3 separate regions of the Homo sapiens genome follow, and regions 2 and 3 are each linked to region 1. A link is a loop called in an ENCODE intact Hi-C map of the cell type or tissue named here. Cell type or tissue: GM12878. All regions are shown on one strand.

Region 1 (8,000 bases):
GCCTTAGACATGGGCTCCAGCTTCTGGTGAGGAGGCTTTCCCTATTGCCAAACCAAAATGTCAACAATCAAAACAGATGGGAAATAAGGAGACCTTCCTGGGAAGTGGCTGTTGTTTAGCCAAGAAATATTGAAGCTTTTAGAGTAGTGTCTTTGAAAGTCAGAGCAGATTCAAGGCAGTGAATGCCTTCATCTGGCAAGACTGGAAGAATGGATCTGCCCAGGCAGACACAGTGACTGTTGTAGTGGTTACTCACACAGTTGTGGCAGGTCACGGCTGTCTGACTCTTCCTCCCGCTTCATCTCTTCCCATTCTCAAACCTGTGATGGAGGATTTTGTTTTGTTTTGAAAAAATACTACATCAGTGTTAATGCTCTCAGAGCACTAAATATCAGCAAGAAATGGATTTCTCCATTTTACAGACACTCTATTTTGAAAAATATTGAAGATCTAGTCTTACCTTCAAGAGACCAGTAAAGAGCCAGAATGGCCCCCTAAGATGAAATTACAATGATCACCTTGACTACCCAAGGCCTCCTTAGAAGGCCAAGGAACAGAAAGAGAGGGAGAGAGGAAGACCCCAGGAGAAGTGCAGTCCAAGGAGTCCTGCAAAGCAGACTGTGTGGACTGAAAGGCAACTTGCCCTATTTTGCACCGGACTCATCTGCAAAACGGGATGATGGTATCTTCCCCATAGGGCTTCTGTGAGTATTAAATGAGTTAATACATACAAAGTGCTTATGACAAGGCCTGGCACATAACAAACTGTCAATAAATGCCAGCTATTATCCTCCTCTCCTACTCCTCTTCCTCCTCTTCTACATCTTCCTCCTTCTCTTTGTCTTCACTCAAAGAACTTTCCTGGTCTGTCCTTAGGAATTCCATCTTTGTTCTGGTAATCAATGGAGCCTGTACACCCTTTCACATATTACAAGATATATTGATGGTGTTTTCACAGTAACTATTTTAGAGATATTTGCAAAATTATACTTGACCCTGAAAATAGCTTTGATTGGCAATGATGCCATCTCAGACATTCCCCTGTGCCAAATACTGCCACTGAGCAGAGAGCACAACATGGATCACGGTCAATTTGGTGACTCAAACGACAATTTAGGTTCTTACTATCATTCATCCCACAAATATTTATTGAATGCCTACCATGTTCCAAGCCATAGCAGGAACACCAGGATGAATCAGACAATGATTTTGTCTTAAAAGAAATTTTCATCCAAGGGCAAAGAAAAATCAGGTAGATATTTTAAAAATATAGACAGAAAGTGATATGGGGCACAAGAAAAACACACCTAGAAAGCTGTGCACCTCAGGTGACAAGAGAGAATGGTTTCTGCTGAGAACTCAAAAATAGAGACTGCAGTTCATACAAATGCAGATCACCGATGCCACCATCAGTAGTGAATTTTCTCAAGACAGTTACCTCGAACCCAGGTATTTGGTCTTTGTCTAGGGGTTTTCATTCACCAGAACTGTCATGCAGGCCAAGTTTGCCATGCTTTCTGCCTTTATATCAGCAGCTCCTCTCCCCCGCCCCCACCACAACCTTCACACACATTGCAGCAAGGCATCCAGTCCTGGATCGCAACTCATGCTCCTTAACATTCCTACCTCAGTCAAAATGTCCCATCATAGAGCCATTGTTCTACAGGGACCCCAGGTGGAAGTGGGCCAGTCTTCAAAGGAGAGATCACCAACAACATGTGCATAATATATTTGACATATGGGACCTCTGAAGTTATGTGGGTATTCATTCAGCCTATGTTTAAAGCTGTAGCCCAAAGCATTATAGACACTGAGTCAATGGTGATAACAAATCCAATAGGTTTTCACTAGCTCGATCACAACAAAACCTCAATAACTGGCTGGCAACTGCAAAGGTTAATGTGGCTACAGTTTAGTCATCCCATTGTAATCTCTGTGAACGGCACAGGCTGAAATTGTGCTGAATGCAGTTTGCTCACCAAAACTGGGAGGCCCTGCCTGAGAAAGCCATGGAGTTTGACAGCTGAACTTGGGCAAAAGAATAAATATTTTTAGATAAAACATATCACAAAGGAATAATGGTATTTGTTTCATGTTTTAAGCATGCCAATTGCAAAGATACATGCATGTGGCTTTGTAGATGTCTTTCTGAGTTGCATTTGTATCTTTGTCAATACAATATCATCTTACCTTGATACACCACTACATGTCTTGGCTATATGACATCAGTGTCTTGCACAATGGTATTGTGGAAAGGTCAATACTGTGCCAACCCACCTACAGCCTCTTCTGAGGGTACCCATCCTGCCCACACTTTCTGCTGAAGGGACAGGCCCAGGAAGCCATACTCAGTACCCAGTGCCCCACTTCCTCTATCCATAGATGATTGGCCCTGGCAGGGCACCTGAGCCAATGGCAGACAACCCATATGCTGAAGAGAGAGGTGCAGACTACTTTGAAAGATGGACTGGACCAATCAGATTCTCTCCTAGGGCCCTGAACTTGAAACAAACAAATAACCATCAGTTAGTACAGGGAGCAGAAGAAGACATGGCATTTGTTGCTTAAACATAGAAATCAAACATCCATGAACTCCTACTGTGGAAGACCTGGGAGCTTCCTTGAATCTAGAAGCATCTTCGAGTTCTGGATTCCTTAAGGCCAGGGTCTGATATGGCTCCTGCTCTTGGATTTACCATTTAAAAATAATGTAATGTAATGCAATATGTGAAATCCCTTTGTCTTGAGTTGGCTTGAATAGATTTCTGTTTCTTGCAACAAAAAATAAAAGCCAGATTAAAATCAGTGGGATATTAACACCTGGTCCCAACTGATCTCCTGGGCCATAAGGCCATCTGGAGAAATCACAAGAAGCAAGACAAACTGGCAATGTCTTAGCCATTACTGGGAAGGCAATAGAAACCAAAAAAAGAAAAAAGGGAACTGAAAACCTTTAAAGACGATTTGGAAAGTTTGTGTGCATGCACCTCCCTGTTGAGTGTGCAGTGACTTGTAGAGCCAGCACCGTGAACAGAGAAGATGGCCTGAGTTGTCGCTCATGAACGAAACCTAGCATTTGAATGCTCACACTTAAAATAGGCTATGAATGACTGCCGGTTATGAGACATGCTAGATGCACAGGAATCACAAGTGATCGAAGCCAATTCACAAGAAAAATCAGGATGATATTATTTGAAGCAGCCTCAAAAGCAGGTGCTAGGTTTAGGGTGTGTCTACATGGCCCTGGTTTTTATTTCCACTCAGCTTTGGAAACTAAATGACACTGCTGTCTATTTAAAACTGTGTCTTATATATGTTCATACAGAGTGTGTCTAAATAAAACATAATTTACAAACATCTCCACAATGGTAGCATTTCATGGCCAAAGATATTGCATGGCTTGGAGTTAAATACAATTTGGCCTCCATCTGTTCCAGTTGATTTAGAAATTGAATTATCATCACATTTGATCCCAGAAGACATCTTACAAGTTTAAAAACTCAAATTTGTAAATAGGAGGTTTCATGACTTAAATGGAATTTCCTGTGCCTCTGTTATGTAAATTACATCTTCTTGCTATAGGGAAGCAGTATGCTGAAGTGGGTAAGATATGGATGTTGGAGATAGTTGGGCTTGAGTTCAAATCCAGGCTCTGTGATTTATTAGTCATGTGGCCTTGAGAAAGTTACCCCTGCAGTTTCTTTATTTTTAAAGCTAGGATGATGATGATAATAGCACATACATTTCAGGATGTTGTAAAGATTAAATGGGTTAATAAACATACATGCTTAGAACAGTGCCTGGCTCATAGAAATACTCTACAAACGCTTGCCACTGTTATTGGTAATTCTTTCACTGAACGCACAGTCATTAAGCCAGTTCTTACTGAGTCCGTATGAGTACTGTGCTGGGTGTGCCCTTTTGTAATCCTGTTGAAAAAGCACAGCTCACAAGGAGAATAGGAATTCTCATTCTAAATTTATGGTTGCAGAAATGAAGCTTAGAAAGGAAGTTAACTAACTCTTTACAGCCTGCCTGGTTACTAAATCTCAGGGCTAGGATTAATAAATTCATTCATTTGCGCGTTCAACAATTTTTTTTTTTTCAAGACAGAGTCTCACTCTTGTCACCCAGACTGGAGTGCAGTGGCATGATCTTGGCTCACTGCAACCTCCACCTCCCGGGTTCAAGGAATTCTCCTGCCTCAGCCTCCTGAGTAGCTGGGATTACAGGCATGTGCCCGGCTAATTTTTGTATTTTTAGTAGAGACGTGGTTTCACCATGTTTGCCAGGCTGGTCTCAAATGCCTGACCTCAGGTGATCCGCCCACCTCGGCCTCCCAAAGTGCCGGGATTACAGGCGTGAGCCACTGCGCATGGATCAACATGTTGTTATTGAGCACTAGCTACTTATTATTCTAGGTGCTGGAATACAGAGAGGAACCAAACAGATAAAAATCCTTGCCTGCACGGAGCTTACCTTCAGCTAAGGGAGACAGTCAAAAACAAGGTAAGTCAGTATTATGCATAGGAGATTGTAAGGTGGAGTGCGCTAACAAGAAAACTAAGCTGGAAGGGGAGTGAGAATGTGTATGTGTGCATGTTGAGGGAGGTGGAGTTGACAATGCAATTGTTGCTAGAACAGATAACTAGGGAAGGTCTCACTCAGAAGAGGACATTTGAGGAAAGGCATGAGAGGAGTGGAAGCAAGCCATGGGAGTATCTGGGGGAAAGGTTTCAGGCAGCAGAAAGAGCACATGCAAAGGCCCTGAGGCAGGAGTGTGCCTTGCATATTCCAGGGACAGTAAAAAGCCAGTGTGCTGAGGCAGAAAAAGCAGAGAAAACAATGGGAGATGAGATTAAAGAGGTAAGGGATTGGCTGACATTGGTACTTACTGAAGAAAACCCCTCCCTATGTTCCTGTTAACTGGGGTTCTTCCACAAAGTCAACACATCTAAAGAAGCCACTGATGAAACAGGCTCCCCCTTGGAAAGACCATCTCACCTTCCAACCTCTCCATCCTGCAGAGAGGAAAACCCAAGTTTGGCGTTGGCAGTCAGGTAATTCATCAGATCTGGAAACCACCTCATCAGCATCCCCCTGGCCAACTGGAAGCAACCGTGACGTTGTGCTGAATACACTTGCAGAGTCGTGCTGTGGTCTCTCCGAGCTCATCACGGCACCTCCCTATGCAGGAGTTTCAATTCAAGGTCATTTTTGGTTCCTTTCAGTAGCAGACTCAGAACCAGACCTATTCAAGTGTCAGAACAGGGCAGACATATTAATAGCTAGACCCCAGTGGGAGTTCTATTTTCCATTTCCTCCTCCCCCATATTTATTTGTTTCTTCCTCTCCTCTGTGTGGTAAAGGTGATCTTGCATGATATTTTCAGATGAGGCTTAAAAAGGTGGAGTGGAGGATGGGAAGATGACACCCTGAATTGGAGCTCACTCTTTCTCAATCCCTCAGGCTGGAGTTGGGCTCCCTGGGTTCAAATCCCCATTCTATCACTTAGAAGCTGTGTGACCTCAGTCAGGATACTCAGCCTCTCTGAGCCTCAGTTTAAAATTTTGAATTGAGGCCAGGTACATTGGTTCATGCCTGTAATCCCAGCACTTTGGGAGGCCAAAGTGGGCAGATCACTTAAGGTCAGGAGTTCAGGATCAGCCTGACCAACATGGTGAAACCCCTTCTCTACTAAAAATACAAAAATTAGCTGGGTGTGGTGGCGCATACCTGTAGTCTCAGCTACTTGAGAGGCTGAGGTAGGAGAATCACTTGAACACAGTAGGCCGAGGTTGCAGTGAGCTGAGATTGCACCACTGCACTCCAGCCTGCGTGACAGAGCAGGATTCCATCTCAAAAATAAAATAAAATAAAGTAAAAATATAAAATTTTTAATTGGGGATGATGATGACATCTTCCTCAAAGACTTATCATGAGAATTCAATGTGGTCATTTAATTCTGTTTCAGGATTTAGCCAAATTTGGGTGCTATTTCCCTTTTGTGGAGGGACTTTTCATCACAATGAGAAGGACGTCTTAGGACTCCAGGACTTTGAGAGGTGGGTGTCCAAAACATGTGGTTGTCTCTGCATTTCCACTCAAAGCAGAATCCAGGTATTTTCCAGGTGCTTCCCTCTTTCTGCTGAAAGTTCACTTCATCTCCATCTGGGTGGTCCCAGCCTCCCAGGCTGGTAAGCCTCTTGAATTCTTAAGAGGAGACAGAGAGGTGGGCCCTCTGTGGTCTAGGGGAGAAGTGGCCCACTGCCTCAAATGGGAAACATGTTCTAACTGTATTTATTCCCTTGCCTGGGGCAAAAGCTGAAATTTTCTGGTCTCATGCAGGGAATTAAGGAAAATGTTTGTAAATTCTTTGGGAGAAACATGAAAACAACAAGCAAATATCCTTTCTAGAGAAGGAGATTTTTAGCACGTGAATTTGCAGATTATACACTTCTTCCTTCACTGTAGCTTATCTTTTGGGAAAAGGGCACCCAGAATTTGGTGAATGTTGTCTAATGGCCACAACTTATTAACCCTATGTGTTCCTGTAGACAGGGAAAAAAATTACTACACAGTTATGTCAGAAAGCCTCCCATGACAGGGATAGAGCAAACAGTCAATATTACTCCTGGCAATAAACCAATGAATAAATAATACATCAGGAATAGCTACAGCATTTCATAGAAACAGCCAAAGAAATTATCTTAAGATCATTGTAATTAGAAAAACATTCCCATGAAATGTGTCTGTAACTCAGTGATTTAAATGAATAGAATAATGTTTTCCTACTGGCTCAGATTACTACTTTAGACACAATTTATCGTGGTGTCTGATGAAGCTCCAATGGCAGGAGCCCTTCAGATTATGATTTTAAATTGTTCTGGCCTATTGATGGTGGCAGCAGCCCATCTGGAGCAGCCGCTGGGGGGATGCCAGCTGCAGCAGGGGAGGCGCAACCAGGGCTGCGTGCTCTGTGGAGCCACCCGGGGCCAGGAACACGTGGGAGTCCAGGTCCCCACCAAGTTGGTGGGGAGGGAGCCCTGCGCTCTCGGGTGCCCCTGCAGTGACCAGCCGCAGCTCTGGACCCAGGCATCCCTCTGCCCTTGGGGCCAGGAAGCCCCCCTTGCCCCTGCAGGCTAGGAAATGTCTGCTCCTGCTCCCTGGCCTCTCCCCACTCCCGGCGCCGGCTCTGATTTTGGAGCAAAGTTGTGTCCAAGCCCGTGCACTGTCACAACCTGGCCAAGGGTGCGGGTGCTCAGGGCAGCACTGACATGCCAGACCCGCAGCCCACCCCCTACCTCGGCCTCCTCCGGACTTTGGGCACCAACAGTGCCAGAGGGAGGCTGGGGGCGCTGAAGATGGCTCAGCGCAGGCCTGCACCCCTTGGCACAAACAGCCAAGGCGCCATGGACGGCATGTTGATGGTGAGAGGCAGGCAGGTTCCTGGCCAGAAAGGGGCAGGTCTCTAGTGAAACTCCACCTTCAAGCCAAGGACAGCCTGAATCCTGGGGACCAGGCTGCCAGTTCCGGGTGGAGTCCAAAGCCCAGAGTGAGAACTTATGGTGCTTTTTCCAGGCTTGCCCATGGCTGAGCATGAACCAATCAGCACACACTTCCCTGCTTCTGAGCCCATTAAAACGCTGGACTCAGCCAGACTCAGACAGAAGTCAGGACTAACAGCTGTGGGAAGGAGCTACCCACTTCCGGTATCCTTGACTCTTCAGGATTACCTGCCTGCAGGTACGAGCTACCCACCATGGGTCTCCTCTCCACTGAGAGCTGGACACTTGCCAGGACGACCTGTCTGTGGAAAGGAGTTACCCACTTTGTGTCTCCTGAGAGCTCCTCTGTTACTCAGTGAAGCTCCTCTCCACCTTGCTCGCCCTCCAGTTGTCCAGGCATTCCATTCTTCCTGGACGCAAGACAAAAACTTGGGACCTGCCAAATGGTGGGGCTGAAGGAGCTATAATACAAACAGGGGTAAAACACAAACC
Region 2 (8,000 bases), 55 kb after region 1:
CTCTTCAGAGACTAGATTTGGGTGGAAAGAAAGGGAACATAATTTGAGTGGACAAAAAGGAAATGGGGCTGCAGGAAGGGAAGGGAGGGACCCAGGATGGGGCAGTAGACTTCTCTATCCAAATGGGCTTTGTGTCAGCCCTGAAGGGAGCACAAGACTGCAGGAAAGAGGAAAAGCACCTTCTTAGTCTTGTGTGCTACTCACGTAGTTCAGGACCAGCAGCACCAGTATCACCTGGGAACTTGTTAAAAACAGAGACGCGTTGTTCCACCCCAGATCTCTTGAGTCAGACTCTGTATTTTAACCAGGTGCCCAGGTGACTCTCATGCACAATGAAGTGTGAGATCTACCACCTAACCCAGGACCTAGAATGGCTGGCTCTTAATACATGTCTAGATAGATAGGTTTCTGGACGAATGGAGAAAAGCAGTGCAAACTTTGCTTTCAATCAGCCATCCTGCATTCATTCTGCATCCACAGGGTGTGTAGAATTGTCTAAGGCTGTGGTTCTTTGGTTCGCCCTCAGCTGTAAATTAGAATCACCTGGGGTGCTATTAACACCAGCTGAGCAATTCCCAGCTCCAGAGTTTCTGATTCAATTGGTCTGGGGTGGGCGCTAGTCTAAAGTGGTGTCAGCTGATTTCATTTTTGCAAGACAATCTGTACCAACTAAAAGGGCTGCCAGTGAGGATCCAGAGATGTGCCATTGAGTCTACCCTCGCTGAAGACACAGCCAGTGAATATTTCAGGAGTTAATGCCATACAGGAAATAAATATTTAGCCCCAATTTGTGTTGCCTTTCTTTCCTGTCAATGCTCCAGAATATATATATATATATACACACACACATATATATATATATACACACATATATATATATATGTGTATATATATATATAGCTCTTAGTGTGGGTGGTTGGAGGGATAGGAGGCTGGTGTTTCTGTGATGGGTGTTAAATTGTTTGACCTTTCTCCAAATAGATTAACCCATTGCCTGAGTCATGTTTCTACTCTATAGGCCCATTCTTCCCTAAACCCCTCCCGCAACACACACATATAGAGAGGCCCCAAATTACCATAGCAAGCCTAGGTAACTCAGCTTCAGTGTGCCTCTTTTCCTTGGCTTCCTGAGCTCAGAGAGGTTAAGGAGCAAAGCTGTCAACCAACCTTGAAGCCATGCCTTCGGTGGCTGTCCTTGAGTACTGCAGATGCATGGATTTTCATCAACCCCTTTCTGGTTGGGGATTACCTATTCCTGGACCACCCCACCAGTAAGGAAATGCACTTTAGCATAATTGGTCCAGCTGCATCTCTGAGCAGTATTCACCACCCAGAAAATTTAATAAAGTAAGTCATGTCCTCTTCTTCTCTCTTTGGAACTTCTCTTAATTAAAATTATGCCTACTGCAAGATAAGAACAATGGAGAGGTGAGATTTGGGCAGTGGCCCATCCTGTGCATCATTTTCTCATTAAAAACTTTTAGGGAAAAGCTCAAATGTCTTCACAATTCAGAATTCATTGAAGCAATTTGGACATCTCAATCTCCTTTCCTTTGCCTTCATGGGTATCATGCAGGGAGAAGAAAAATGAGAAAAATGAATGATGAGTGAATAAACAATGCTAAATCCAAGTTAAGAAGAAGGATATTTAAACATGAAAGGCACAAGTTGTGATGAAGGAACGTGTGTAGGTGAAATTAGCCCTGACTTCCAAGTGCTTTGATCAGTCTGAGGATTGGAAAACTTCTAAGGGCATGAAATACCTGTGCCAGAGTGGCGTCCTGGAAGGGAGACAGTGATTCAACTCCAGGCTGCCTGTCAGAGATGTTCCAGTCTCTCCTCACTTGTGATGCTTCTATAGAGTTTTCACATGAGAGCAGGCTGTCACCATTTGGGAAGAGAAGGCATCCTCTTGCTGACTCCTCCTCCCTTTGATGCCTGTAGAACTTGGCCATTAAAATCTGCCTTGGGCTAAAACTCAGCAGGCAAGTTTCCAGTCAGAGAACAGCTTTGACAAATTTTAATAAAATTTAATAAAACCTAGTTCTGATTGGCAATAGAGGATTTGAGTTAGGGAAAAGTTTACCTATGTATTTAGGTAGACATGTGGGATGGCCACACTTTCACTGTGGAATGCTACATAGTAGTAACTCTGGCCTGTTGGCATTTTGTTCACAACTGCTGGTGTCTTTGATCCAAGAATCACACGGGGAATTGGGAGTTTTCTTAGGCATTGTTAAGGCATTTATAATGTCCTAGGTTTGGGTGAATTTTGTAAACTTCAGTATTGTTCTGTACCAGCTAGCTAAAGAGGTTTAAAAGCTTTAAACAAAAATAAAGGGCAAAAGGTATTTCAAAGTGTTTATTTAAAGCGAGGCATTTGGTTGAGTTTGGTTTTAAATTAATAGAATAATTGCATTGTTTGGAAACACAAAAATGCTTTCTTTTAAAAACTTAACTTTGTTATATTTATCTGCTCTAGAAGATTCTTAGTAGTTAAAGAAGGTTGGCTTACTTCTGAATATGGGTGGCATGCATACCTCTATGCCTATCATAAAGAGATGTGGTTGTGGTTGTACTTCATTCAAAAACACAGAAAAAACATCAGAGTGCCTCAAAATAATCAATCCATTCAATGCCTTTTGCCACTCTCCTTCTACATGCCTACACCACACAGGGGATCTGCAAGTGGCAATCTTGCCACTTACGATTCGTTAGGAACTATAGCTATTCACAGTGTAGCTCCATCCATTTGTCCTAAATATGGACATGTCCCATCACCTTACAGAGAATAATTGAAAGCTTCTTCTCTAACAACTTAGCCTTACCGAAAAGCTTATCAAAAAGGTTATTACATAGAGAAACAACCAGTTGGCATATGCAATAAAGACCCTCCAAGTGCTTCCTTCAGGTATGCCTTATTGATAGATGTATTTTGTCGGCAAAGACTGAAAGGTCCCCACAAAAAAGTCTCATTTGTGCCCTGTTCTCCTTAGCCCAGTTGTTCATTTCATTAAGGTCATAGAGAGACATGTTCCGAGAATGCTATGCAAATTATCTAAAATTAGTGTAAGGCTATTTTCACCCTGCCAACCCCCTACTCTACTGATGCTAAATATATATTTATATATATACATATACAAAGCAGAGACTATAAGTAGCCTAGCTCCCATGAATGCCTGCAGCCTAATACCAGTGAAGAAAATATATTTGCTAAGTATTTGTCTTTTCATCTAGAACTATTCAAATGCCATTTGATCCTTTTGGAATCCAAACGGGTATAGTAACATTAAAGTTTATTTTCTTGCTTTTTAAAGCACAAAGGAGCCAAATCTATTGTCTTGATTGATCTGTGTTTTCTTGCTGCACCAGCAGATGAATTTTATGTATTTGTGTATTTTGATTCCATCTCTCCTGGTGTCATAGATACAGGAATATACTTAATCTCTGACATGCATTGCAATGCCAGAGCAACATGGTAGTGAAAGGCTTCCAGGACAAGTTCTCCTAAAAGCTCATCCTCACAGGTTAGCTCTTCTCCTTAAAAGTGTATACTAACTCCTAAGAGAAAATTTGTTTTTAATGGTTCCTGGGTTTTGTCTCTGGGAGACTGTTTTGCATGTAAATTCCTTTGGACCAGAGTCAGGAATATCCTTTCTGTGAGCCTTTTGGGTATATTTTCATGGCAGCCAGTTCATTCTGTGTTAACTAAAGTCTATCAGTTGGTTGATTTTTTTCCATCGTATCCTGAACCAGAAACCTCAAGATCTCACGTGCCCGTTAGTCCCTGCCCAAGACCCAAGGTCAGATGATTTCCCACAGAGCCAAATATAGAGAAAACAAAACAAAACTCACTGAGCCCTACTGTAGGAGGAAGAAGAGGAGTGTTCCACTTTCAGAGCAGCTTAAACTACAGCCTGTGTTCCCACGATGCAGGGAGTATCCCTCCACATTTTGTAAATGTTCCAAAGGGCCATGCCAGGTAATATTTTGCCATCAGGATGCTCAGCTTGTGGCCTACATTAGATAATGCATAATTCATTCTCTCAGATTGCTTTTGAGCTAGTTGAGAGAGTAAGATATAGACACATAAAATGATTAGTAAATTGTTGGCAAACAAGTGCTAATACAGATGTCTGGAGACTAGTTAATGAAATGCAACAAATCTGTGTTTCTAAAACCCCTCAGTTCGTAATGATTGGTCATGCTTTCATCTACCATAAACCCAGCATCTCTAGTAATAACCCTTGCTTCCAATTTTAATTCAGCAAGCCTAGTCATGGCTAATTTCTCATTAATCTCCTAGTCAATGAGATTCTGTTACAGAGGGGCTGAATGACTTTTTAAGATAGACTAGTGGGACCCCAAAAGATACTATGAGCCAACAGTACACTCTATATTCTAGTTGTTTCGACCTAGAGATGACTATTATGACTCAATAAATCTATTATTGGAAACAAAATATTTTTTAAAGTGACTTACTGTTGTAACTAAGCAAAACCCACAAATCCAAAAGTCCTGTGGCCATGGTATCACATGCGGTGAAACGTCAGCTATAGATGTCCACCAAAAAACAGTGTAATGTTCATTTGCACAGTCAAAACAAACTTTTATTAAATGCTTATCCCATGCCAAGACCAAAGTATACAAGATAAGTGAAAAAAATGGTTAAGAAACATACAAATGAACAAATCAATAAAATGGTGTGATAATTACTATTAGCAAAAGAATCTAGAAAGTACTAACAGAGTACTTATAGTAAAATGAAAGAGTTTTATAAGGAATCAGGAAAGGCACTCCAGAGAAGGTGACATTTGATATGGGCCTTAAAAGATGAATAGGAGTTCATGAGAAGTGGCAGCACAGCATATGTTCACAAACCACTATATCTACAGTATCCAATATGAAGTTTAGAAGTATGTGAACACATAACACTTCTAAGAGGAGCAATGAGTGGCTTGGCATGGCTGGAAATAAGGACACAGGGAGATTCTGAGGTTAAGAAAAGACTGTTTTAAGACTGTGAAGGGCCTTACGTGCTCTGCGAAAGAGCAAGTATGGGACTGCTAACTGCTTTTAAGCAGGAGGACGACATGATTAGTATGTAAAAGATATACAGAAGGAAAGATACGAGGTGGGAAGGGAAGGCCAGTATTCCAATAGCCAGAGAAAGAGGTAATAAGAACCTGAATTATTTATATCTTTATTTGTTTGTTGCCTGTTTTCCATCTTGTTTCAGAGGAAACTGAAGGCAGCATCTAAGAATGCATAAAATATGAAGTGGTATAAAATAAGTGTAAAACCAAAGAAGAATGAAAAACAACGATCAAATGGCTCCATTCGAGATGGGGCACAAATGAAGAGTTAAAAATAAACGTTCTACATATTGGTTAATGATTGCCCAAGAGAAGTATAACTCACTCTTCTCGGTATTAACCCAAAACAGGAACTTCTCCTAAGTGAAAGAAAGGCTCTGGAAAGTCATGAATAACACCCTCAAAAACTTCCTTCAGCTAGCTTTGCAGATCTGATTTGGTACAGGGTTAGATTTGATCTGGATGGGCCCTTAAAATCATCCTCCCTTCATGTTGTTTCTCAGGGCTGAGCACTTGATAAAAACTGGATGGTCCAAAGCTAGAAAGGGCCTCAACTAACAAGGATCTGAAGCTACTCTGTACTCTTATTGATCACAGGTCTTTTATCTTAGTAGATGATCAATTTAGAAACAGGACCAGTATCTCATGAAAGTTGAAGCTGGCACTCCATAAAAATGGGAATCTCAAGAGAAAACCTGTCCCCACTGGAAGTGAGTCAAGGGAGAATAGACAGGTAAGAAAGATCTTAAAGGCAGAGGTGATGAGGATGGAGAAGAGAAGATGTTTGAGAAATATTTCCAAGGCACAATTAATAGGGCTGTTCACAACTGGATGTGGAAAATGAGAGAAAGAGAAGGCAGAGTTGAAGTCGCACTCAAGTTCTTCACTTGGGCACTTGGATGAATGATAGTGATAGAAGAAAACAAATAAGAAAGAATGAGTAGGGTTTTTGGAAAAGATGATAGAATTCCATTTTGGTAATGTAATGTTTGAATGAAGGTGTTCCAGAAGCAATTAGAAATAAAAACCTAAAGCTCAAGCGAGAGGTCTGGACTAAAATTATAAATGGATAAATCACTGAATTCTTGGAACCAGACAAAGACCTAGTAATGAAAGAAATCACCCAGGAGAAACCTACAGCATGAAAGAAAAGAAGACAAGAGGAAAAGGGCAAGGGCAGAGGACTGAGGAAAGCACATTGGAGCAGAAACAATGAATATTGACAGGACAATAGGAAGTATTGAAAAGGATCAAGAAAATAATTCACAGGTTGAGAACTATGAAAAAGCAATATTGCAGAAGCCTATAGAGGAAGAGGAGAAGCAAATGGCCAATTGAGCTATCCCTACAAAGGTTTCAAGAGGGATGGGGACCCAAAAGATGCAACATGGCCTTCAGGAATCTTAATCATGATGGCTTCCATGGAAGTCATCTAAGATATTAACCCTGGTGGCCTAATACATGAATGCAAGTGGAAGGAGTAGAGAAGGTATGCATGGGCTACTCCTATAAGAAATCTGGCAATAAAAGCAAATATAGACAAGTGGGAATACAGCAAACTAAAAATTTTTTATATAGCAAACAAAACAGTCATCAGAATGTAAAATAAAGGCAACCATGGAATGGGGAAAAATATTTGTAACCCATATAGCTAATAAGGGGTTAATTTCTAAAATATATAAGGAACACCTACAACTCTATAGCAGAAAAACATATAACCCAATTTTTTTTTTTTTTTTTTTTTGAGACAGAGTCTCGCTCTGTCACCCAGGCTGGAGTGCAGTGGCGCGATCTCTGCTCACTGCAAGCTCCGCCTCCCGTATAACCCAATTTTAAAATGGGCAAAGGACTTGTATAGACTTTTCTTCAAAGACATACAAATGATTAACAGATATATTAAAAGATACTCAACATCATTAATTATCAGGGAAATGTAAATCAAAATTACAATGGGATATTGCCTCACCCTTGTTAGAACGGCTGTAATAAAAAAAAGTAACAAGTATTAGCAAGGATGTAGAGAAAAGGGAACTCTTGTACACTGTTCTGTACAATGTAAAATGTAAAATGGCCCAGCAGCTATGGAAAACAGTGTATGTAAAATGGCCCAGCAACTGTAGAAAACAGTATGGTGATTCCTCAAAAATTAAAAATACAACTACCATATGATCCAGCAGTCCCACTTCTGGGTATATATAAAAAAGAAATTGAAATCAGGTCCTCAAAGAGAGATCTGCACTCTCACATTCATGGTAGCATTATTTTCAATAGTCAAGATTTGGAAACAACCCAAATGTCCATCAACAGATGAATGGATTAAGAAAATGTAATATAGCTTGATGGGGATGGCATTGAATCATCAAGCTACCAATTACTTTCTTCACAGAATTGGAAAAAACTACTTTAAAGTTCATATGGAACCAAAAAAGAGCCCGCATTGCCAAGTCAATCCTAAGCCAAAAGAACAAAGCTGGAGGCATCACACTACCTGACTTCAAACTATACTACAAGGCTACAGTAACCAAAACAGCATGGTACTGGTACCAAAACAGAGATATAGATCAATGGAACAGATCAGAGCCCTCAGAAATAACGCCGCATATCTACGACTGTCTGATCTTTGACAAACCTGAGAAAAACAAGCAATGGGGAAAGGATTCCCTATTTAATAAATGGTGCTGGGAAAACTGGCTAGCCATATGTAGAAAGCTGAAACTGGATCCCTTCCTTACACCTTATACAAAAATCAATTCAAGATGGATTAAAGACTTAAACGTTAGACCTAAAACCATAAAAACCCTAGAAGAAAACCTAGGCATTACTATTCAGGACATAGGCATGGGCAAGGACTTCATGTCTAAAACACCAAAAGCAATGGCAGCAAAAGCCAAAATTGACAAATGG
Region 3 (8,000 bases), 120 kb after region 1:
GAAACTGTCCCTTTCTTCATCTCAAAGAAAATAAGTGAGGATGGGCCAGGCAGGGTGGCTCATGCCTGGAATCCCAGCACTTTGGGAGGCTGAGGCAGGCAGATCATGAGGTCAGGAGATCGAGACCATTCTGGCTAACATGGTGAAACCCTGTCACTACTAAAAATACAAAAAATTAGCCAGGCATGGTGGCGTGCACCTGTAGTCCCAGCTACTCAGGAGGCTGAGGCAGGAGAATGGTGTGAACCTGGGAGGCGGAGCTTGCAGTGAGCCGAGATCGCGCCACTGCGCACTCCAGCCTGGGCGACAGAGTGAGACTCTGTCTCAAAAGAAAAAAAAAAAAAGAAAATAAGTGAGGATGAGGATGAGATACCTGGAGCATTAGCAGCCATCTTGCAACCATGAGGGGAGAAACCTAAGACCAACATGTTAAGAATAGCAAACACAACCTGGGCCTTGATATAATTGTTGAACCACTGAATTAACCAATCCTGAAACTGCCCTACCTCTAGGCTTTTTATTAGGTGAGATAATAAATCCCTCCTTACTTCAGAAGCTTAGAGTTTGTTTTCTGTGTGCCCAAATCATCCTCATTGACATGGTACTATCCTAATTAGCATATCTCCCAGGCTCCATATTTTCATTAATAACCTTATTTCTCTAGCAGCAGCATCAAACTCTCATCAATGCTCAGCTATCTGCAGGATAATGTGCAGTGCTTTGATAAGCTCATGATGGCTTATCCTCATGCTCCATGCTGCCTCCTCAGCCTCAGCAGAACCAGATATTCTGAAGTCTACGTGGTCAGAAAACTCCACTTCAGTCATGGTTACAAAAGGCTCTGAGGCTCTTCAGGTTCACCACTGAAGGTTCTCTATTTCCCTTCAGCCACCCACAACCTGCCTACCCTGAAGCGTCTCACTGACTGACTCTAAGAGGGGGCCGCATACACTGCTCCTGAACACACAAGCAAAGGGGTGTTAGATGCTCGAAGGAGAAAGCCTATGGAAATAACAAAATCATTTGGCAGAGAAAAAGAGATCTATATATGACAAATTTGCTATAATTTGGGGCTTTTATTCTTATAAGTGAAGATATAACATGTCTTGTGCGCAAATTATATGGAAAGATGAAAAAGCTGTGAATACACAAAAATATATCCAGATAGAGATCTATTATAAATGAAAAATAGCATTTGGTCCTATTAAGTGGTTTATCATAAATTGTCTTTTCATAGAGAAGATTTAAAGTGTGGTTAAATGTCTAAAATGTCAACTGACACATATGCATGTATCTTTTTTTTCCCCAAAAACAAAGTTGTCATGCACGGCTGCACGCTTGTTATGGAAGAAAATTTTGCAAAATAAAATCATGTGTTGTCCTTACCCAGGACTCCCAGTGTTCAAACGCCACTCTGAGCGGGGCAGTGAGCTTGCAACTGATTCCCATGACTTCTCTGAATCTCATTTCGGGACCACTTTTTAAATGTTCACTCTCTCATTTTTACATGAGGACAGTACACTAAAGGGGCTCTAAATAAATACTATCTACCTTGGCATAAGAAAAATATACTGCAAACTTTTGTCCCAAGGTTTCATACCTACAGGGCCTTTGCAAGACAGCATCAAAAGGATTTAGGATCTGACTCCCAATTGAGTGAGGCCAACGACTTTATTTATATCTTCATGATATAATATTCCATGGGCTTCTTTTTTTTTTTAAGACAAAGTCTCTCTCTGTTAGCCAGGCTGGAGTGCAGTGGCACCATCTTAGCTCACTGCAACCTCTGCCTCCCGGGTTCAACCAATTCTCCTGCCTCAGCCTCCTGAGTAGCTGGGACTACAGGTGCGTGCCACCACGCCCAGCTAGTTTTTGTATTTTTAGTAGAGACGGGGTTTCGCCATGTTGGCCAGGCTGGTCTCGAACTCCTGACCTCAAGTGATCTAACTGTCTCAGCCTCCCAAAGTGCTGGGATTACAGGCGTGAGCCACTATGCCCGGCTAGTATTCCATGGACTTCTGAAACTAGTGATTTCTTATATTCACGTTTTAAAACTGTTTGTCTTAAACCAAAAACTTTGGACACTGAGTTTGTCAAAGATACTTAGAATCGAATAAGTAGGTTTTGAATATACAAAAATATATCCAGATATAGAGGTATTATAAATGGAAAGATAGTATTTGGTTCTATTAAGTGGTTTATCATAAATTATCTTTTCATAGAAAAGACTTAAATTGTGGACAGGCCAGGTTACCAAGAGAGCTGATTAGGTCCCATCTGTTCAGTGCCACCTTCAGATCCACAGGGTGGCTGAAGTCAGAGCCAATATAAATATAAAACAGAGGGAAAAAAAAAAAAAACTTGACTGGCTTCTAGTTAACAATGTTTTAACAACTGCTTTTTTCCTGAACAAATTAAAAAAAAAAAAAGTTCAGGTATTGTAGGTCAAGATGCTCTGGGAGGTTGATCGCAAAACACCACAGCTGGTCTTTACACAAATAGAACAAGACTTTTCCACCTAGAAAGGGGTCTAGGTAATACTTGGGGAAAGTATACATTTCCCCTAAGGATGCTGCTATTGCTTAAAACACTTGGAGAACTTCTCCTTCATAATTTCCTTTCAGAGCCTTAAGCACATTCTTTAGAATATTCTCAGTGGTGATGTACCTTTATAATTTAAATTTTTATTTCATTTAGGGGATGGGTGGGAAGATTTTAAAGGAAATGATGGGGAGATTTAAGTAGCCAACAATCTTTTGAAGGAAAACCCAATGAATAAAGTTGGTCAGTAAAAAAGGTTAGTGCTTTTTCACATCCATCTTATTCACCAAAAAGAACAGTTTTCAAATGGGAAAAGAAAGGCAGCTATCATTAAGAAGGCACTAAAATTTAAGACAGATTTTTTAATAATTGCTAATTTAAATGAGAAGAATTGCATCCCATGTGCCTCCCTGCAAAAGACAATGAAAACAAAAATGTTTCAGATGTAATCAGAGAACCATAGTCAGTGACATTTTAAAAATCAGGGAGAAAGACTAAGGATAGATCAAAGCCCCTAAGACTAAGATATAATCCTAAGACTAAGGATATTTCAGAGAGAAGGAACAGATTGGGAGAGGAAAAAATGGAATCCAGAAATTTCATGTTGTTTCTAGAAAAATTCTATGATAGGGTGTTAAAATATGACTCCAAATTATAGAATGCTAGATATAATTGAGTTCATAGTTTTCCAGATTTTTTTTTTAAATGGTGGGTAAAACAGACAAATTGACTTGCCTGAAGTGATAAAACTAAGCATCACAGGGAAATCCAAATAATCACCCAAGTTTACATCCTGATGCCTTCTTACAACACTTAAAAAATAAAATAATGATCACTAGAAAGAAGTGGGTTCAGAAAGAGACCAACAGAATCCACAAAGTCACAGCAAAGTCATCTTTAATAAGTGATTAAATAGGGAAACACCATAGAGTCAGTGTATCAGCATTCTAGCAAAGCATTTCATTCAGCATTGGGTGATATCCTTGCAGACAAGATGGGAAAATGCCACCAGGTGCTAGTAACAGCCAGGAGGATTTAGAATAGTTGGGTGGTTTAACAGTCATAGCAAACTTGTGGGTAGAGGCCACCTTCTGTGTGCAGCAAGGCTCTCATTGAAACATCTGTATTATGACTTTGGGGTAGAGATGGCAAGTATGTTTATCAAATCTATGTTATAATACTAAAAGAAAATTTGAAAAATTGACGTAGAATTCAACCACCACCATTATAAATTGTATATATACGCATATATATACACATACACATATGTAAACACATATATGTATAGATACATATACACACTCATATATGTATATGTGTATATAGGATGGAGGAAGCTGGCTTATAATGGTTCACATTAAAACAAATTTAAAAATAAACAACAGCAAATAATTCTTACTTGACCACAAATTCAATAGAAGCCACCAGGGCAGTATGGATACCAAAAAAAGCAAACAGTCTTAATCCGTATGAACAGATAGTGTCATTGTCCCCCCCACACTTTGGTGTAGGGGCTTCAGTGACTCCATCCAGAGGATTATGTTTCATTCCCAGCCCTAGGTTTCATGAAGAACCTCCACAAACTAAGTCAGCCCAGACAAGGGTGACCAGAACAATGAAAGCCAGAAACTTGAGAAGGGGAGAATCTGATATGCTTAGCTTGAGAAGAGAAAGCCTAGATGTTATAGGATGGTTGGTTGTCTTCAAATATTTGGAACAAGTCATGAGAAAGGGAGGGAAGGCATGTTGTATGTAAAAGGAAAGAACTCTGGCTGCATAATAGAAGAAGCCAGATTCATCTTCACATCAAGAACTTTCTTACCAGCCTTCCTGGCCAGCAAAAGGATGGATGGCTGCCTCGCCATGTGTGGTCAACAATGGGTGCTTCAGCACCACAAGGGCTCGAGGGAAGTTGGGTGACTATCGGTCAGGGAACCCCTGGGAGACATTCCTGCAGCTGGAATTAGAGGATAGATCAGATGCTTTCCAAGAGCCTTTTCCAAAGTTAGAGTTGGGTTTTGTTTCCAAGAGTTGTGACCATGAGGTTTTGAGAATGATTTTCTCTCACAGCTCATCTAGCATCTCTTTGGGTCATTTTCAAAATAGGCTAATCTTCTTCTTAAGATTTTTATTCATGAAATTCTCTTCCACAAATTAGAACTAACATCCTTTCCCATTTCCACAATGCCTCCTCCACTAATCCCATTAGCCTCTTTCTAGGATATAGAGATAACTGTAAACTTGGCCAGAGAGCCAGCTTCAGGTGTTATCTTCCTATATTTGTCTCCTTCCTGTTATTGTCTGTTTGTGGCTCTTTTAGATTCTGAATCTCCTTAATAAGCTGCTGGGTCTAAAATTGGCCCTTTGCCCAGAGTGGGGTTTCCCCAGCCTAGAGGTATGAAAAGACACTTCACACTCTGTGGCACGGGGGAAGTCCCAAGGCCCCCACAGAGCTAAACTATTTTATTTTAAATATTAAATAGAAAAGGAGCTTGATTAGTGGGTGTAGAAAAGAGGGGAATTTTCAGTTGTGAAATAGTGACTAGATTTTCAGTTGTGAAACAGTGACTATTTTAACAATAAAAGATCATGTCTCATCCTTGACTCACACATATACATCTGTTTGATCAATTTGCTCTTTTACCAACTCTCCAATATTCTACTAGCACCATCAGAATAAGCTGTTCAGCCTGTGCAACACAGAGAGACCTCATCTCCACAAAAACAAAAACAAAAACAAAAAACAACAAAAAAAAATTCGCCAGGTATGGTGGTGTGTGCCTGTAATCCCAGACACTCAGGAGGCTGAGGTGGGAGGATGGCTTGAGCCCAGGAGGTTGAGGGTGCAGTGAGCTATGATCGTGCCACTGCACTCCAGCCAGGGCTACATAGCGAGACTCCATCGTTAAAAAAAATAAAATTAAACAAATAAATAAATAAATAAATAAATAAGTAAAAGAAGCTGATCCAGAGGTACCAGAGTTACAACTAGATAACACGTTATCATCTGAACCAAACAGAAAATTTATGTTTACTTTTTGAAAATATTGAGAAAATCTCATTTGTAGTCAATGTCCAAGTGTTTCCCACATACCAAAGGCCTTAGACAAAGTTTTGTATAACTTTCATCCATTAACAACTCACTGGAAAATGCCAGCGAATTTGGGAGTAAATTCATTCACCTTCTATGGGTTAAAAATGGGACTCCTCAAGTCATCTGGACCCTTTAAAAAAATCTTCATAGCCTCCTTTAACAGACCAGTGGAGGAGAAAAAGCTGGGAGAGAGTCTATGTCTACTCAAGGCTATCACTACTGAGTCCAAGTGCATGGTAAAGATGAAAGAGAAACAGCTTGCATGGGTCTACTCATCCTATTAACCCACTGGGACAAAGATCTAGAGGCAGGTCACAGTGCTTAAAGACTAACAAAGGAAAGTTAAAGGAATTGGCAATGAGGAGATGGAGGAAGCAGGAGGTGGAAGACGTTCACTCTAAGCATCTGGATCCATAACTGGGCACTGAACTTTAAATTCCAAGCAAGGAGAAAGGAATGGGGTCCATACAGGTTAACCCTCAAAGGGCCCATAGCTTCCTCTTTGCTGTCCCATCCCCAGATTTGGAGCACGTGTGTAAATTGAGCCTACTGATATAACAATCTTGTCTGTCAGGGACCTCTCTGGTTCTTCCTATGTTATACCAGCAAGAAGGGATGGAGGGTTCTTTGAGGATGATCCACTGAGATGCTAATCCACAAAATAATAACCCCAGGAGATGGGTTAACAAAGAACAGAAGGTGTGAATCATCAATAAAAGTAAAAATTTATATTTAGTATACATTAAGAAGTATACCCCAAAACTAGTTTTTTTTAAGCTGCCAAGATTATTCCTGCCTGAGAACATCTGCCAGGAAAGTTCTACTCAGATCTTACCGTGGCCAACTCCTTGTTGCCCTTCAGGTTCCACTCAAGTGCTACAATCACAGAGAGGATTTCTTTGGTGTTCCAGACTAAAGCAGCCACCCAGTGGCTACTCTACTGTCCAGTTTATCGTTGTGTCACTCTTATTTTCCTCTCAGTACTTAGGGCTTTTTGCAAGATAATTATCTTCTTCCCTTGTTTCTTTTCTATTGTCTGCCCCTCCTTCTGGAATATGAACTCCATGCAGACAGGAATCTTGCTTGTCTTTTCACTGCTATATTCCTCACCCATAGGTACCATGGAATGCATGGAATGAGTGTTTAATACACATTTGTTGAATGAATGAATGACCAAATCAATGCTGGTAAGTTCTCAGTTCCTAATAATTCAGAACTAAGCAATTTTCTGGTTTTTAATTGAATATCTAACAGATTTTCTTGCGGGGAGAACTTCATTCCCCAATAATACCAGACAAATGGAGCATGTAAATAGGAAACCATATTGTCATTGAGATTTAAGCAATTTTACAAACAAAATTTCTTTCTAAGCACACGCTATTAGAGAAGACAGACTATGAATCACAATTGTAAAATAAAACTATCTATCACTTACTGTTTCTGACCCCTATACCACTACTCATCTTTCTCCTGACACCTAGGAAGCTGTTGTATGCAAAGGCCACCTCTTTATTTCACTGAGCATCTTTTTCACTTAGCTTCATTGTGTGAAATTATTTCTCTTTTATTCCTGCCCCAGAAATCTAAACAGAGTCCCAATCTTATATCCAGGAACAGCAGAAGACTGGTGCGATATAAAAGTATTACTCTCACTGGTGGCTGGCAAGATGGCCGAATAGGAACAGTTCTGGTCTGCAGCTTCCAGCGAGATCAACACAGAAGGTGAGTGATTTCTGCATTTCCAACTGAGGTACCCAGCTCATCTCATTGGGACTGGTTAGACAGTGAGTGCAGCCCACAGAGGGCAAGCCAAAGCAGGGTGGAATTTTGCCTTACCTAGGAAGTGCAAGGGGTTTGGGAACTCCCTCCCCTAGCCAAGGGAAGCTGTGAGGGACTGTGTCATGAGGAATGGTAGTCTGGCCCACATACTATGCTTTTCCCATGGTCTTTGCAACCTGTAGACCAGGAGATTCCCTCAGGTGCCTACACCACCAGGGCCCTGGGTTGCAAGCACAAAGCTGGGCAGCAGTTTGGGCAGACACCGAGCTAGCTGCAGGAGTTTTTTTTTTTTCATACTCCAGTGGCACCTGGAACACCAGTGAGACAGATCCGTTCATTCCCCTGGAAAGGGGGCTGAAGCCAGGGAGCCAAGTGGTCTAGTTCCGTGGATCCCACCTCCACAGAGCCCAGCAAGCTAAGATCCATTGGCTTGAAATTCTCACTGCCAGTACAGCAGTCTGAAGTTAACCTGGGATGCTCCAGCTTGGAGGGGGTAGGGTCATTCGCCATTACTGAGGGTTGAATAGGTGGTTTTCTCCCATAGTGTAAACAAAGCCCCTGGGAAGTTTGAACTGGGCGGAGCCCA

The links. Hi-C counts contacts between places; a loop is a spot of excess contacts. Peaks named below come from ENCODE experiments on the same cell type or tissue, not always from the same donor. Only the 100,000 strongest peaks of a DNase experiment are listed, where the experiment ranks them.
Region 2: it touches region 1 in a loop (3.0-fold over the local background); 2 of 110 quality-filtered maps call a loop at or near these places.
Region 3: it touches region 1 in a loop (5-fold over the local background); 2 of 110 quality-filtered maps call a loop at or near these places.

What each region holds. Positions count from the first base shown.
Region 1 is chr10:62,650,422-62,658,421 of GRCh38, forward strand. It overlaps LOC124902436 (talanin), which reads left to right. Exons shown (of 6, transcript XM_047426120.1): 2 at 4,422-4,509; 3 at 4,946-5,060; 4 at 5,975-6,065. It overlaps LOC105378327 (a long non-coding RNA gene), which reads right to left and starts at 5,164. Exons shown (of 3, transcript XR_946002.3): 1 at 5,005-5,164. RefSeq lists enhancers at 2,190-2,239, 2,790-3,039, 4,658-5,857, 4,918-5,087, 4,935-5,164 and 2 more and a silencer at 2,440-2,489. In GM12878, no CTCF peak of the experiment used is centred here; DNase peaks (open chromatin) are centred at 3,020 and 5,190; H3K4me3 peaks cover 1,606 bases; H3K27ac peaks cover 3,518 bases.
Region 2 is chr10:62,704,950-62,712,949 of GRCh38, forward strand. No RefSeq gene overlaps it. Among named protein-coding and RNA genes, the nearest start is that of ADO, 96 kb to the right of the region's middle. In GM12878, no CTCF peak of the experiment used is centred here; DNase peaks (open chromatin) are centred at 3,017, 3,832 and 5,491; H3K4me3 peaks cover 404 bases; H3K27ac peaks cover 1,835 bases.
Region 3 is chr10:62,774,715-62,782,714 of GRCh38, forward strand. No RefSeq gene overlaps it. Among named protein-coding and RNA genes, the nearest start is that of ADO, 26 kb to the right of the region's middle. In GM12878, no CTCF peak of the experiment used is centred here; DNase peaks (open chromatin) are centred at 3,500 and 4,907; H3K27ac peaks cover 970 bases.